3 separate regions of the Homo sapiens genome follow, and all the other regions are linked to region 1. A link is a contact called in ENCODE Hi-C or POLR2A ChIA-PET data. All regions are on one chromosome and are shown on one strand. The core of a region is the stretch at or near the end of the contact, and the rest is flanking DNA. Distances in the headings are between cores, read along the strand shown. Region 1 holds the start of CEP41 (centrosomal protein 41). Region 2 holds the start of MKLN1-AS (MKLN1 antisense RNA). Region 3 holds the start of LINC-PINT (long intergenic non-protein coding RNA, p53 induced transcript).

Region 1 (4,557 bases), core at 625-3,124:
ATTAGGATGAAGATGTTTATGATGATACACTGCCACTTAATGAATAGTAAATATATTTTCTCTTCCTTATGATTTTCTTAATAATAATCTTTCCTCCAGCTTACTTTAAGAATTCAGTACATAATACATATGAGATACAAAATATGTTAATCAAGTGTTTCTGTTATCAGGAAGCCTTCCAGTCAATAGTAGGCTATTAGTAGTTAAGTTTTTTTGCAGGGGGGAGGGGAGTAAAAAGTTGTACATGGATTTTCTACTGGGGGTTATGAGTCTGCTGTAATTATTATTAACTATAGTCACCATGCTGTGCCAGAGATCTCAAAAACCATTCCTCCTGTTTAACTGTAACTTTGTGCCCTTGGATCAACATCTTCCCATTTCTGCCCTCCTTCCCCCCACCCTCCAGGCTCTGGTAACCACCATTTTATTCTCTACTTCTATGAGCTGGACTTTTTAAGATGCCACGTATAAGTGAGATCATGCAGCATTTAGACATTACCAATTGACCATGGCTCTCTTGCAGGGCTTAGACTCAGCCTTACAGCTTTCTCAGCCTAGTACCAGGCAGCCACCAAGAGATGAAACAGTTACAACTCCTATTTGGGATAAAGGCTAAGAACCTCAGCAAGGCAGAGAAAGCCTGGACTCCTACAGGGGCCTGTTCTGAGTTCACACACTCCTTACCTTCACTTGGGCTGTTCTACCCGGGATGATGCTTCACCTGGCTAATGAATGGCCTTGCCACCCCTTCCATCTCCACAACCCTTCTCTCACTCCCTCAGTTGAGTACTACCTATTTTCTCGTAACATCTTGCTCCCCGACCACACTGTACTCAAATTCTGTTCACAGGCTCCTTCACTAGACGCAATTTATTTATTGTTTATTTTTATTTTTTTGAGACAGAGTCGCTCTTATCACCCAGGCTGGAGTGCAATGGCACGATCTCGGCTCACTGGAACCTCCATCTCCTGGGTTCAAGCGATTCTCCTGCCTCAGCCTACCGAGTAGCTGGGATTACAGGCGCCTCACCACCACGCCCGGCTAATTTTTGTATTTTTAGTAGAGACGGGGTTTCGCCATGTTGGCCAGGCTGGTCTCAAACTTCTGACTTCGTGATCCGCCCGCCTCGGCCTCCCAAAGTGCTGGGATTACAGGCTGAGCCACCGCGCCTGGTCCACTATACGCAATTTATTAAAGGGCAGAGGCCTTGTCTTCTTTGTACGTCTAGCACCTACTGCACCGTGGAAGTTTCCAATAACGTTTGTTGAAACTGCCACAAATGCAGCAGGGGACTAGCGGTGAAACAGATGAAGAAACTGAAGGGTCCTATGGAGAGAGGGGTAAGCCTAATGTCCTATTTTGCCCGTTTTCCAAAGGTTTGGTCAGCTTACTCCTGCTCTTCCTGTATCCCCACAATCAGAGATGCTGGCTGGCTTTCAACACGTGCCATTAGTGTGCAGCGCTTCCTTTGTCTTTTCTGTTTTGTAACTGTCACTCCGAGACTGTAAGCCATTTGAGGGCAAGGGCTGTGTCTTTGGGTACTTCGCTCCTCGCAGTCACAAGTACTGGCGTGCGTACGCGGGGAGAGATCGCTCCTCAAAACGGGGTCCTGAACGCTGCCCCGCGGCCCCCAAGCCCGGCCCGCCCCGCCCCTGCATCCCGACCCCTCCTCACGCCGGCCCCTTCCCGCCTTCCGGGCGGCGGAAGTCGCTGGCTGCTCTTCCCTGCCCACATGAGCCTTTTCCGGTGCGCCCGCCCCCTCCGGCTCTCCGGCCGAGACCTGGCCCTCACCTCAGGGTTCCCAATGTGCCTCCGGAGGGACATATTTTCTCCAACCGACCACGTTCGGGGTTCTAGCCTCACGGGTTGCCTCTAACCCTAGCTTCCTACCCCCACAACCTTGTTCAGCCGCCTCCCTATACCCTCTTCTCCGATTGGCCCGTCTTCCCCGGCCGGCCAATGGGGGCCCCGTTTACTCTCTCATCTCAGGGTCGCAGAAGGGCAAGACGCCGCTCAATGGTTGCCAAGGGCAACGCGGGACGCCGGCTAGCGAGGCCTTTTGTTCTCTGGGCTGGGGCTCGCCGGCTCCAGCCTTAGGGCGGGAAGAGAGGCGCGGGGGGAGGGGAAGGCTGGCGCCTGCGCAAAGCCGGGGGCGGGGGCAGTGGCTTGAGAGCCGGGACAAAACACGAGTTTTAGCTAATGTGGAACCATAAATACAACACAAGACTCCCCATCCCCCAGCTCCGTTTTATGGCCGTTTCAACCAAACATCTGGGCTACTGATTCCACAACAGGGAATATTATATGGGCCAGGGTTGTTCAGCAGAAATGGGAGAGTATGGTTTATTATTTTCTGGTTAAGTTAATATGCGAATTATGCAAAATACATGGGTAAATACAGTAATTATCGGTGCTTTAAAAGCTTTTAGGCTAGCTATAGAGCGACATCCTTAATTGCAAAGCACACGCGCTATTCTGTGGTTCATCGTTCATTTAACAAATACTTAATAAGCACCTTATGAGAAAAGCTGCAGTAGGTCTTGTGGAGAATGGGAGGATGACTAGGACCCAATCCCGTCGTCATGGAAACCATTGTGACTCCTGCCACCAGCCACCACCTGTTCCCATTCCGGATCTGAAAATGAAGTCCTAGCACCTTTACAAAACAATTACACACACAGTTTGACTTGGCTCCTAAATGTCCCACCAAATCCATCAAAATTATTATTTCCTTTTACATGAAAGGAACAACACAGTAACCCTTTGTCCTTTGCTCTAAGTTGTTTTTCCAGGAATGGAGAAAGGTTACTCTGAGCAGTTCATACTCGCCAGTTGTCTGTTAGTGAATAATAGCACACATTTGAGCTACTTCAGGGTCTGTGAGATGACCCATTCAACAACATGGCCTCACATGCCCTTGTTCTCTTAGGCACTTCAGCAACCCAACCTTAGGGCTACACCTTGGATCATGTTGCCAGTCAGTGCTGCTTGACCAGAATTTTGAATTCTGGCCACAGCTGCTTCTTGGACTTTTCATGTCACTCTTTCATGTTTATTAAGTTTTGTCTTAATTTCCATAATCTTTGCCAGTTCTTTAACCCCTCTAAAATTCTCAGTCTCTCACTCCTCTGCTAAGGAAGGGTTTGAAGGCTGCAAAAAATTGGAAGGAGGCAGAGGGAAGAATGTTAATCTAGAAGCTTTTGCATAGCAAGCAGAAACTTCTAGATTCATTAGTATTTAGAATGTATGCTTACCTGGTGCACCTTGTGGGTAACCATAGAGATTATGGATAGAATAACGGGAAAGGAGAGAGGGAGATGATAGGGGACTACACTCAGAGGTGGTGAGAAAGACAGAAAAGGAGAGATTTAAAGACGTGTAGGTAAAATCAATAGTATACATGAGAAGAGGTAAGGGGTGCAAGGAATAGAAATTCATCAAAGATGGCTATAGTTTCTCTAACTTGAGGAACTGAGTAGATGGGCGATAATGCATTAATCAAGTTAAAGAACAACAGTCAAAAAGCCAAAACAGCAGAAAGTACAAGTAGGTCCAACAGTCCATTCAACTTCCATTCTTCAGTGTTTTGGCTCACTTCTTTGTACGGTTGTCTCTCTTTTGTTCCAGAGAACATCTGGTTTACTTGCCTCACTAGTCATCGTGGTTGTCACATTTGGACTGCACAGGAAGCATTATAGAGAGATTATAGAACCCGGCTGGTTCTTGGATCCAACTGACTGTGTGTCTGTGTGTCTGGGTGGGGTAATTTAAATACATGTTCCCTCCCCAATCCCTCAATTCTGATTCTGGCCGGCGGGTGGGGAGCGGGGGGTGTTGTGGTCCAAGGAGACTCTCCTTTAAAAGAGTCACCCCTTTCCTTCACATTTGGCCTCAATGGAATCCTTGGAAAGCTTAAAGCTATAAACCAAAAGACTTTTAACATCATGTATTTCTCTTTAGGATTCCTTTTGGATCCTGCTATGCCAAAACTGGATCAAAACGAACGCCAAGTGCTTACTTTGAAAAAATAGGCAAATGGTGGTGGCAATGGCTCACGCCTGTAATTCCAGCACTTTGAGAGACCAAGGCAGGAGGATAACTTCAGGCCAAAAATTCAAGACCAGCCTGGGCAACACAGTGAGACCGTGTCTCTATTTGTAAAAAATAGGCAAATGGTACAAAATGATAACTGATAAAAGAAAAACATCCAATAAACATATCAAAAAAACACAGAGCACCGGGCGCGGTGGCTCACCCCTGTAATCCCAGCACTTTGGGAGGCTGGCGGATCACGAGGTCAGGAGATTGAGATCATCCTGGCTAACACGGTGAAACCCCGTCTCTACTAAAAATACAAAAAATTAACGAGGCGCGGTGGCGGGTGCCTGTAGTCCCAGTTATCCGGGAGGCTGAGGCAGGAGAATGGCGTGAACCCAGGAGGCGGAGCTTGCAGTGAGCCGAGATCACACCACTGCACTCCAGCCTGGACGACAGAGCGAGACTCCGTTTCAAAAAAAAAAAAAAAAAAATACAGAGCAAGATAACTAGATCCCATT
Region 2 (4,557 bases), core at 1,306-3,805, 890 kb after region 1:
GAGAAAGAAAGGGGAAAAAAGAGAAAATTAAAATATATTGTGATGTGTGCTAAGATAAAGAGGGAAACTTAGAGTGCTAAGAGAAATGTAAAAAATGTTACCTATCCTGTGTTAGCTTGCATAGGAAAAAAAAAATGAAGAAAACTGTCACCTAATCCCAGAGCAGGTGTTGAAGAAAGATTTTCGGCCAGACGCAGTGGCTCATACCTGTAATCCCAGCACTTTGGGAGGCCAGGCCGAGGCAGGAGGATCGCTTGAGCCCAGGAGTTCAAGACCAGCCTGGGCAACAGAGTGAAACCCTGTGTCTACAAAAAAATTTAAAAAGTAGCTTGGTGTGGTGATGTCTGCCTGTGGTCCCACCTACATGGGAGGCTGAGGCAGCATGATCCTTTAAACCCAGGAGGTCAAGGCTGCAGTGAGTCATGTTCATGTGACTGCACTCCATCCTGGGTGACAGAGTCAGAGTGAGATTCTGTCTCAAAAAAAAAAAACCAAAAAAATTTCCAGGACCAAACAGTCTACAGGATGAGCTGGAGTTAGCCAGGTAAAGAATGGGAAAGAATATTCCATGCCTGGCTTAGAGCAAGCTCCGGAGGCTAGAGAGAACAAGGACTCTATGGGAACAAATTCAGTGTGCTAGTTAGTGGGCAGATGTCAAAAGCGCAAAGGAGAAAAGTGGGGGGGGGGTGGTGGTGAGGAAGCTGGAGAGAAAAATCAAGGCAGGTTATGAAGGGCCTCTGTTAAACAGTTTAGAAGGGTATTGAAAGTCACCAAAAGGATTTAAGCTTAAGAAGAACTAATTAACATGTGTTTTTAAAAAAGATTGCTCAGGAACTATGTCTGGAAAAGAACAAGGACTTGACTTACATTAAGGTAAGAAGTGGAATTATAAAATCTGGGGCCCAAAGGAATTGGAGTGAGTTAATTCCTCCCCTTTAAAGTGTCTATTTTCTTCAAAGATAACCACTATATCATCTCTGGGGCTAACATTCTCTGGCCCTTTCCCACTGTCTCTGGCAGCTCCCGACCCAAGTCACTACAGTTACAGCATTCCCTTAAGGAACACATGCTTTTCCAACCTGCTGCAACACAGAAAGCACATGTAATTTTTTATTTTATTGTATTTTATTTGTTTTTCTGAGACAGAATTTCACTCTGTTGCCCAGGCTGGAGTGCAGTGGTGTGATCTTGGCTCACTGCAACCTCTGCCTCCTGGGTTCAAGTGATTCTTGTGCCTCGGCCTCCCAAGTAGCTGAGATTATAGGTGTATGTCACCACACGCAGCTAACTTTTGTATTTTTAGTAGAGACGGGGTTTCACCATGTTGGCCACGCTGGTTTCGAACTCCTGACCTCAGGTGATCCACCCACCTCAGCCTCCCAACGTGCTGGGATTACAGGTGTGAGCCACCGTGCCGGGCCTGGCCTTTCTATCTGGCTTTTTTGATTTGATATCCTAGTAGAGCCCACTATTAAAATTTCCATCTATAGAAACAGGAAGTCAGGAAAGGACTGGAGGGAATTTCGGCAGGTTAATGATTACAACGGGAAGAGAATACAATTATTGAGGTGTTTTGACTCACTTGGTCATTTCCTGAGAAACTCTTTGCTTGAATTTTTCCACTCTTCAGGTGAAGATGATGACACTGTCCAGGCTTTCAGGAGTCCAACCTCTTAGACAATAAGCGACATACTCTTTGGTAACTGCAGTGGCTAAGCCAAGGAATAAATATGCATAACTACAACAAACAGGTACTTGATGAGAACGTTATCTAGAGCTGCCAGATAATTTAGACCAAGTGCACCTTTTGTTGTAAGAAGCTGGTATGATGTCCACATAGTTTTCAGGGCTGCTGTTCCCTCTAAGAAGAAGGAATAGTCTTTTTCCTGAACTACTCTCTCTCTGAACTTTTAGGCTACAATTATGTCAGTTCAAAGTGGGCAGATTTGCCAACTGAAAAAATGATGACACGCAGCTTCCCAACTCTGTAAGGACTTTTCAGGTCTGTGGGTGAACGTCATTCCCGAGCAAACCAATGCCACAAGATTAGTAGGATGCGGCTCACAAGAAATGTTTACAATGAAGGGCATCACAGACTGCAAACCAAACAGGGTAGGAGGACACGGGACCATTTCCTTTTCCTGTCTCCATCTGACTCTGGAAGGCGGGGACAAGACATTTAAAACCAGGACCACTCCAGGAGGACAGCACATTAGCTACTGCCCTCCAGCTCCCTTCAGTGTTGTTTCCGTAAAGGACTTATAAACTGGCGAGGGCGGTGGCTTCCAAAAGCGCACAGGCGTCCCTTTTCCAACTTGGTCTTCTTATTTTCCCTTCCTGCTCCATAACTACAACGTGTTTCTGTTCGTAATCATCTCGGCTTTTCCTTACCTCTGCTTGTAAGAAAAGTCCTTTGCGCCATTCCCCTCCAAGCCCCAGGGAAGGGCCTGGAAAGCGCTTACACCTCAGACCCAGTGTCGGTCAGCCGTCAAGGAGCGAGCGACGTGGGAAACCCTGAGATAGGACATTGGCCCGGCGCTGGGCTCGGGTAACGATGCGGGGCGGGGAGCGCGGGCGGCCGGGGAGGGCGGCGGCCCCTTTAAGAGCAGGCCACGCCCCCTCCCCTCCTCCCGTTCGCTGCCAGCGGTCGGTGGCGGCCGCTACGGTGCTGACAAGATGGCGGCTGGCGGAGCTGTCGCTGCGGCGCCCGAGTGCCGGCTTCTCCCCTACGCGCTACACAAGTGGAGCTCCTTTTCCTCCACCTACCTTCCCGAGTAAGTGCCGGGCCTTGAGCTCGTGCTGCCCCACCCTTCCGCGTCAGCACGGTTGGGCCAGGGGTGCAATGGAGGGCAGCCGAGCCGAGAGGCCCAGGCGGGGCCTGCTGAGGGGGACGTGCGGCCTCCGGAGTCTTAGTTCAGCTGCTGAGAGCGTTGCTCGGCCTCGCTCGGGAAGGGGTTAGGGTCCGGAGAGCGAGCCCAGGGAGAAGGGGCGAGGTGTGTGGCGGATCCGGGGCGCGCACAGGAGAACCGGAAGCCCAGCGGTTCTGCGCTTGGGATTTGGGGGTTGAGGTTGAGGAGGGCTTGGGGGGCGGACGGCTCTGGGGCAGGAATCGGAGTTGGCGGGGCCCTGCCCGCGGGCAAACTACCCCGAATGTCTGAGGTCGTCCGAGGTGGTCGGCGTCGGGGGACAGTTCAGTCGATTGCTGCCGGGACAAAGTGTAAAGCCGAGGAGTGTCTATTCCAGAGTGGGGTCATTAAAAGTGATTAGCTCTAGAGTAGTGTTAAAAGTCACGGAAGGCTGAAAAGTTGTGGAATCCATCTGAATCCTAGCAGGCGGGGAGAACTTGTAGGATTGGCAGACGTTGTCTTTAATGCCTGGAAGTTCTGAAAAAGATAGGGAGTGGGAAGGAGGGACGTTACCGAAGAATTTCAGTATTACGGCTCATTAGAAGATGGGTTTGTATGGACACAGACACGTTTCCCAGTCCGGAAACTCAAACATAGAAACATCTGGCTTTAATGAATTTGATTTTCAACACCGGCTTTGTCTTGATCCCTGATTTAGGTGTTAAAAAAATTCAGTTGCATTGTTAGGTTTTTGTTGGTGGTGTTTTTTTCTCTAGCAAATTCCTTCTGAAATGCTGAAAATACTCTTACATAGTATCTTATTTATCTTTGGCTTATCTTTGAAAGGAGGAGCAGATCTAACTCCAATTTTACATGCTAGTGGAGGAACTGGCTTAGTAAAGGGTTAAGATCTGTGCAGATCCTGAAGAAAAGTGCTAGTTGTCCCTCTAACCATCTCACAGGACCGAAACGATTTTATGAACGAAACAAATTAATGAATAATATATTTTACTGAGTATTTTACTAAACAAAAAAGTGACTAGATCTGTGAAGCATACTCAAGTAAGTTTTCCATCTGTATTTGAGAAATTCTTCACATTTATCCAAATTTGATTTCACTGGTTATATCAATGAAGAATCTCAAAATGGAGCTGCAACTGGAAGAATCTGTCATGACTGCCAGCCTCCCATTTTATTCACCAGGTCAAGGGTTGGCATTCAGTAGGATCTGGCCCAATGAAGGGTGCCAAGTGACCTGTGGTTTGATCTGGCCTGCGTAGCCTATTCATGGCCATATCCCTGATTGATGCTGAAACCCAACTTTGAATTTGAGAGTGAGCCAGATAAACAGTCCAGCCATGTAGTTGGAGTTGAAATGTGGCCCTATGTACTTGACCTCTGATATTCTGGGCTATCTTGTTCTTGGATCTGAAGTTATTCAGCTTTTTTCTATACCCAGGCTAGGATTATGGACAGTTGGGAATTGGTGTGGCATTGTTTGATCTAACTGTAGAGACATTTTTCTGGTCTTGAATTAGCGTATTTCCAGGACGTCACTCCTTAAATTTTTGATGTAGGCCTGAGGCTTGGATAACACAAGTACCATCCGCGTTATCTGTTGTATAGACATTTTAAGAAAGTACATTTCAAGCAGGAAATGATTTAGTGGGATGGCAACTTTAATCTTTTGTGTCTTGTTACTCTGGCCCCT
Region 3 (4,557 bases), core at 1,272-3,771, 670 kb after region 1:
GAAAAAGTGCTCTTAGCAACACAAACATGGCGAAATCGCTCTCACAAGCCGGGTTCCCGCGACAGCCCTACCTTCCCCCGCTCGCCTTCCGAACGTCCTGGCCAGGAACCGCAGACCCCTTCCGGGGGACGGCGAGGGGGCCCCGGGCTGAGCGAGGGTGGGCGCACGGGGCGTGCTAAGGGGAAATTGACTAGCCAGCCGATCAGCTCCGCCGGCAGCGGAGGGGACGCCTTCTTCACGCCCTGAGATCGCAAAGGAGAGCAAAATTCCCATCCCAAAGTCCTGCGGGACCGGCTTCCCCACCCGACGAACTTACCCCAGGGCTGAACGCACGCTGCTTTAGCTCCTTGCCTCGTTCCTTCCTCCCGGGCGCGACGCGAGGTGAAAATGATGCGCACGTAGATTTGTAGAGCGTATTCTTGAGAATTTCCCTGGGATGAATCGGGAGGAGCGGTGGAGACTCCGGAGACAGGTGCCGCGCTGGTCTGGGCTGCCGGCTAAAAGTTGTCCTCCGCGCGGTGGGCGGTGGGGTCCCCGGCCAGGGCCAAGGACCCCGGCTCCCTGCCCCCCGGCGTCGCCCACTTGTCACGCCAGGCTGCTGCGTGCACTCGGCTGCAGGGGAGGTGGCGTAGTTTCTCTTCCTCCCACCTCTTCTCACTCACTTGTTTTTGTAGCCGTGGGCTCCCCTAATGCTTTCCTCTCCACAATGTTGTTTCATTATATCATGTCCATCATGTGACACCAGAGAGGCCTCTCTATGGAAACTTAAAGGGGCTCCCACGTGACTGCAGCAGCAACAACAGCAGCAGGACTGGCGGCGGCGGCCGCAGCGGCGTCCGTACCTCCACCCACCGGGAGCCCCTCGAAGCATCCCGGAGGGGCTTCTGGCGCTGCAGGAGCCCCGATCGGGGAGCCACAGCATCCGGGAGCCGTGGTGTCTGTGCGTGCGTGGAGCCTGTGCTCATGACATAGGAAGCCGAACAGAAGGAGCGTCCTCAAATCCTTTCCTACAGTCACCAAACCCACGCTCTGTTAAAATGACATTTCGTGGCTCCTACTTTGTTTCCCCGGAGAGCAATGAGTTTTCTATCAGGCCTGATTTAGTTTGACAAAAGTCAAAAAGAAAAACTGGATTTGTCCCTCTGCGAGTTCAGTCAGATCGCTGGGAAAACAGAAATGACAAAACAATAATAACAGAAATAGAACCAGGCATTTGATACATAATTACCATCACCACGGCTTTCAAGCTTTCTGGAATTACGTTCCTCCAGTAACTGTTGATGATGCTTGCAGGAGGCAAAATGCAATGCAGTTTTTCTCTTCCGCAGCTATATTAGGGCTTTGTTGCTGACAACAGTGAAAACTTGTTTGTGTCAGGAAGTGAGGTACGGAGATATGACCTGGAAGGTACAGACAAAACCAAAGTGGCAGTTTTTGCATTACTTTTCTGACCACATTCTTTCAAATGGTGACAAGAAGGCGGTCTGCTGTAAAATTCGTGGGGTGTTTGATGGGAAACAAAATAATCAGAAAAACATAATTATCCCTAGCCATACCATACTTGCTAGACGCTAGAAAGTATACATATATGTAATCTCTGTATACATAGAGAAAGCAAAAAGCATGTGCACTTTAATATTTTTGAACCACTAATTTTGTCATCATTTGTACCATTAACAAACACTTGGAAAGACTCACTCAAGTCCAGGGATGTGTGGAAACTCACAATGTTGAGTGCTGTGGGTATTACTGACTCACAGTCCCTTAAAGGGTTTGTACCATAAATCCCAAATTTCTGCCTTAAAGTTTTTACAGACATGGAGATTTTATCCTGTAAATCTAAGCCAGATAGCTATTTCTGGGTTTTTTAGTTCATGCTTTTCCATTTTATAAAGGAAACTGTGTGGATTGGCGGAATCAAGAAAAACTTCGCAAGAAACTGAAGAGTGGGATGGAAGATCTTTTCGTTTGGCCTTGCCTTGACTCTGTCTCTCTCCACCTCATCAGTTTACTTCATCAGCCATGATGAATGAGCTCCATTCCAACCCTTCTAATTCTATAATATCTCTCCCAAGTTTTACCTTCCTATCTCATGCCTAATTCTTTTCATCCCTTTCCTCCTACCTCCCTTGCCTCCCAACTCAGCCCCTTTTCTGCCTGGGGGCTCAGCTCGGGCCTCCCCAAAGACTGTACCCCCCACCCTCCCCTGCAGCTACCCCCACCCCCACGCCCTTCCCAGCTCGGCCTCTCTTCTTTGCAACTCTACCTCCTTACCTCTTTTGACCTCTAATCACCTTCACAGTCTGGCCCTTGACTTCTGGGCCTCTTCTTACCTCTCTTTACCTGAAATGTCCTGGCCCTCACTGGGGTCTCCTCCACACCCTTCTCTCTGGTCCCATCCCTTCTGCTGCCAAGCCCCAGCGTTCCTCCGGCTCGGCCTGGTCAGCTTGAGCCTCATTTTGTTCGCGTGCCCCTGGGCTGGGAAAGGAGTGTGTGGTGCACAGTGGGGCCAAGGATCCCCTGGGGCCGCGGCCTCTGCCTCGCCCCCTCCACCCCTCCCGAGTCCCGGTTGCGGCGCTTCCTGGGCGGATGGCTTGAAATTGCTGCAGCAGCTGCGGTTCTGCTGTGTCATGCAAGAAGGAGGCGGCGGCGGCGGCGGCGGCGGCCGGAGCTGGAGGGGGAGGAGGGGAGGAACCTGATCCTCCGGTAGCGAAGGGCTAGAGGCAAACACCGAGCTCCTCCAGAGCCGCCCGGGAGCAGGGAGGGCTCCGCTAGCCCGGGGGGCCCTCCCCGCGGGGCAGATGGTAAGTGGGGCGGTGCAGGTGGTCGCCTTGGGAAGGGAGCGCGCAGGGGGGTAAGGTGGGGCGGCGGGAAGTGCTAGAAGTCACCCCAGCCAAACTGAAGGAGCCCAGTTTCCAGCTGAGAGGGACCCAGGCCGTAATAAGGATGTCCAGCCAAACGCAGCAATAATTACTATTGGAGTGACGCCCCGAAGTTGACCCCAAGCTACACAGAGGGTGGAGTGGTGCATCCTGAACCCAGGACAGAGCTGGAGGCAATGATTCAGGGTTTGAGAAGTATCAGCCCATCGGCCTGGCGCTTTAAGGTGCAGCTGAGTAGGAAAAGCCAACCCACATCATATTCCCAGAGCCTTGCTGCGCTTTCTGGGTTGTCTTGTTCAAAACTAGTGAAAGGGATGGGAAACCTGCCCAACCTCACTTTAGCCACGAAAATAATGCTCTTGGCCAGTGGCCTTGGACAAACAGCCTCTGGTGCAACAAAACAATCAATAGGAAGAAGAACTTCATTCCCCTCACCATCCTCCTTCCCCAAGTTCCTTTGACCAGCATACCTCATTCGGCTTAAAGGAGAAAGAAAACTATGTGTGACATTCCCTCCCAGCCTACCTGCAGCCAGCCTCCTCACCACACAAACTGCCCATCCCGCTTCTCTCCTCATCTTCAGAGCCATGATTCCAAGAGACATTGCAATACTACTCACTTTAGGTGAGAAGACTGCCTGAAACTCTGAACAATTTCACCTCCCTTGCCCTTTGCCACAGGGGATTCAGAAACCTACAACTGAGAGCAGGGAAATATACGGACAGGCTTGGCACGTAGGAACATTACTTCCTTCACTGGAGTGTAGTTCTCCAGACAACTTTTTAATTATGATTATTCCCTTCCATTGCACTCCTGGAAATTTCAAAGCACTTTCTAAAACATCATTTTTTTTATGTCAGTCATACATTTAGAGGTAAGGGGTTGATGGGATTAACTGAAAGGCTAATGACTGTCTCAAAAGCACATGCTGTTGCTAGGGAACCCAAGCTCCTGCTGCTCTCTAATCACCAGCGTGTTCCGTGGAAATCAAACTGCTCAGGGTGTTATTAAAATGAATGGCATCGGGTTAAAGGCATTCTTGCTTATGTTGTAGCATCCTGGATTATTATCGATTGCCTCACACCCACATATCTTGTTTTCCTAATTTGATTTCTGTATTTGCGTCACTGCCAGGGACACTCAGACTAGACCAGTCAGTTCACTTCCTGTTTCTCAGAACTGGTTTATATTTGGTCTCGTAGCACTAGCTGGTAAAACATTATCAAACTGATCCTCTTGGAAAGAAATCTTTGCTTCCCATTGAAAACAAAATATTCCAATTAAATTGTAATTCCTGTGGAAAACGTCATCATTTGAGGAGTAGACTGCCAGTTGCCATTTGAGAAACAATCCTTGAAATGTAAAGCCTAGAAAAAAAAAACATCATCTTGATTTCTTTTACCCAGAATCTTCATTCCTCAGCACTAGAACTAAGACAAACTCGAGTAAAGAGTAGATTTAAGTATACTTCTAAAATGAAACGCATAAATAAATAAATAAATAAATAAATAAATACATGTCGAAGCTGGGGAAATCATTTAGACTAAACAAGGCATAAAATTGAATGGAATCCAGGCCCAGGAAGGACAAGTAATTTTGGGTTAGCATTGTGGCATTCGGAGAACACAGTGTGACTACAAGGCTACACTACAAATAGGAAACCCCATCACTTTGT

What was found. A loop is a pair of places that touch in the nucleus more often than their neighbours do. ChIA-PET counts read pairs that join two places held with the same protein, here RNA polymerase II (POLR2A). Pooled maps may share reads with other maps.
Region 2: a loop to region 1 is called in a pooled map, with 4 times the contacts of the local background. The contact joins the promoter of MKLN1-AS here to the promoter of CEP41 in region 1. A Hi-C loop is called at or near these places in 1 of 37 single-sample maps with no recorded cell type and 7 of 50 pooled maps. POLR2A ChIA-PET finds 5 or more read pairs at or near these places in 1 of 52 experiments (activated CD4-positive, alpha-beta T cell).
Region 3: a map with no recorded cell type shows a loop between it and region 1 (6-fold over the local background). The contact joins the promoter of LINC-PINT here to the promoter of CEP41 in region 1. A Hi-C loop is called at or near these places in 3 of 37 single-sample maps with no recorded cell type and 7 of 50 pooled maps. POLR2A ChIA-PET finds 5 or more read pairs at or near these places in 1 of 52 experiments (activated CD4-positive, alpha-beta T cell).

Annotation. Positions count from the first base shown.
Region 1 is chr7:130,439,142-130,443,698 of GRCh38, forward strand. CEP41 (centrosomal protein 41) reads right to left here and starts at 1,875. Exons shown (of 11, transcript NM_018718.3): 1 at 1,793-1,875. The coding sequence starts at 1,825. LOC105375505 (a long non-coding RNA gene) reads left to right here and starts at 2,613. Exons shown (of 3, transcript XR_927973.3): 1 at 2,613-3,547; 2 at 3,629-3,748; 3 at 3,962-4,085. RefSeq lists an enhancer at 1,561-2,315.
Region 2 is chr7:131,325,224-131,329,780 of GRCh38, forward strand. It overlaps MKLN1-AS (MKLN1 antisense RNA), which reads right to left and starts at 2,556. Exons shown (of 6, transcript NR_125364.1): 1 at 2,392-2,556; 2 at 1,583-1,712. MKLN1 (muskelin 1) reads left to right here and starts at 2,653. Exons shown (of 18, transcript NM_013255.5): 1 at 2,653-2,774. The coding sequence starts at 2,677. RefSeq lists enhancers at 2,418-2,994, 2,689-2,988, 2,995-3,571 and a silencer at 2,479-2,638.
Region 3 is chr7:131,107,404-131,111,960 of GRCh38, forward strand. It overlaps LINC-PINT (long intergenic non-protein coding RNA, p53 induced transcript), which reads right to left and starts at 2,522. Exons shown (of 8, transcript NR_170176.1): 1 at 2,334-2,522; 2 at 317-1,400. It also overlaps a transcript of MKLN1 not described here. RefSeq lists silencers at 411-460, 481-540, 2,598-2,647, 2,728-2,877, 4,028-4,087 and enhancers at 523-1,374, 3,769-4,310.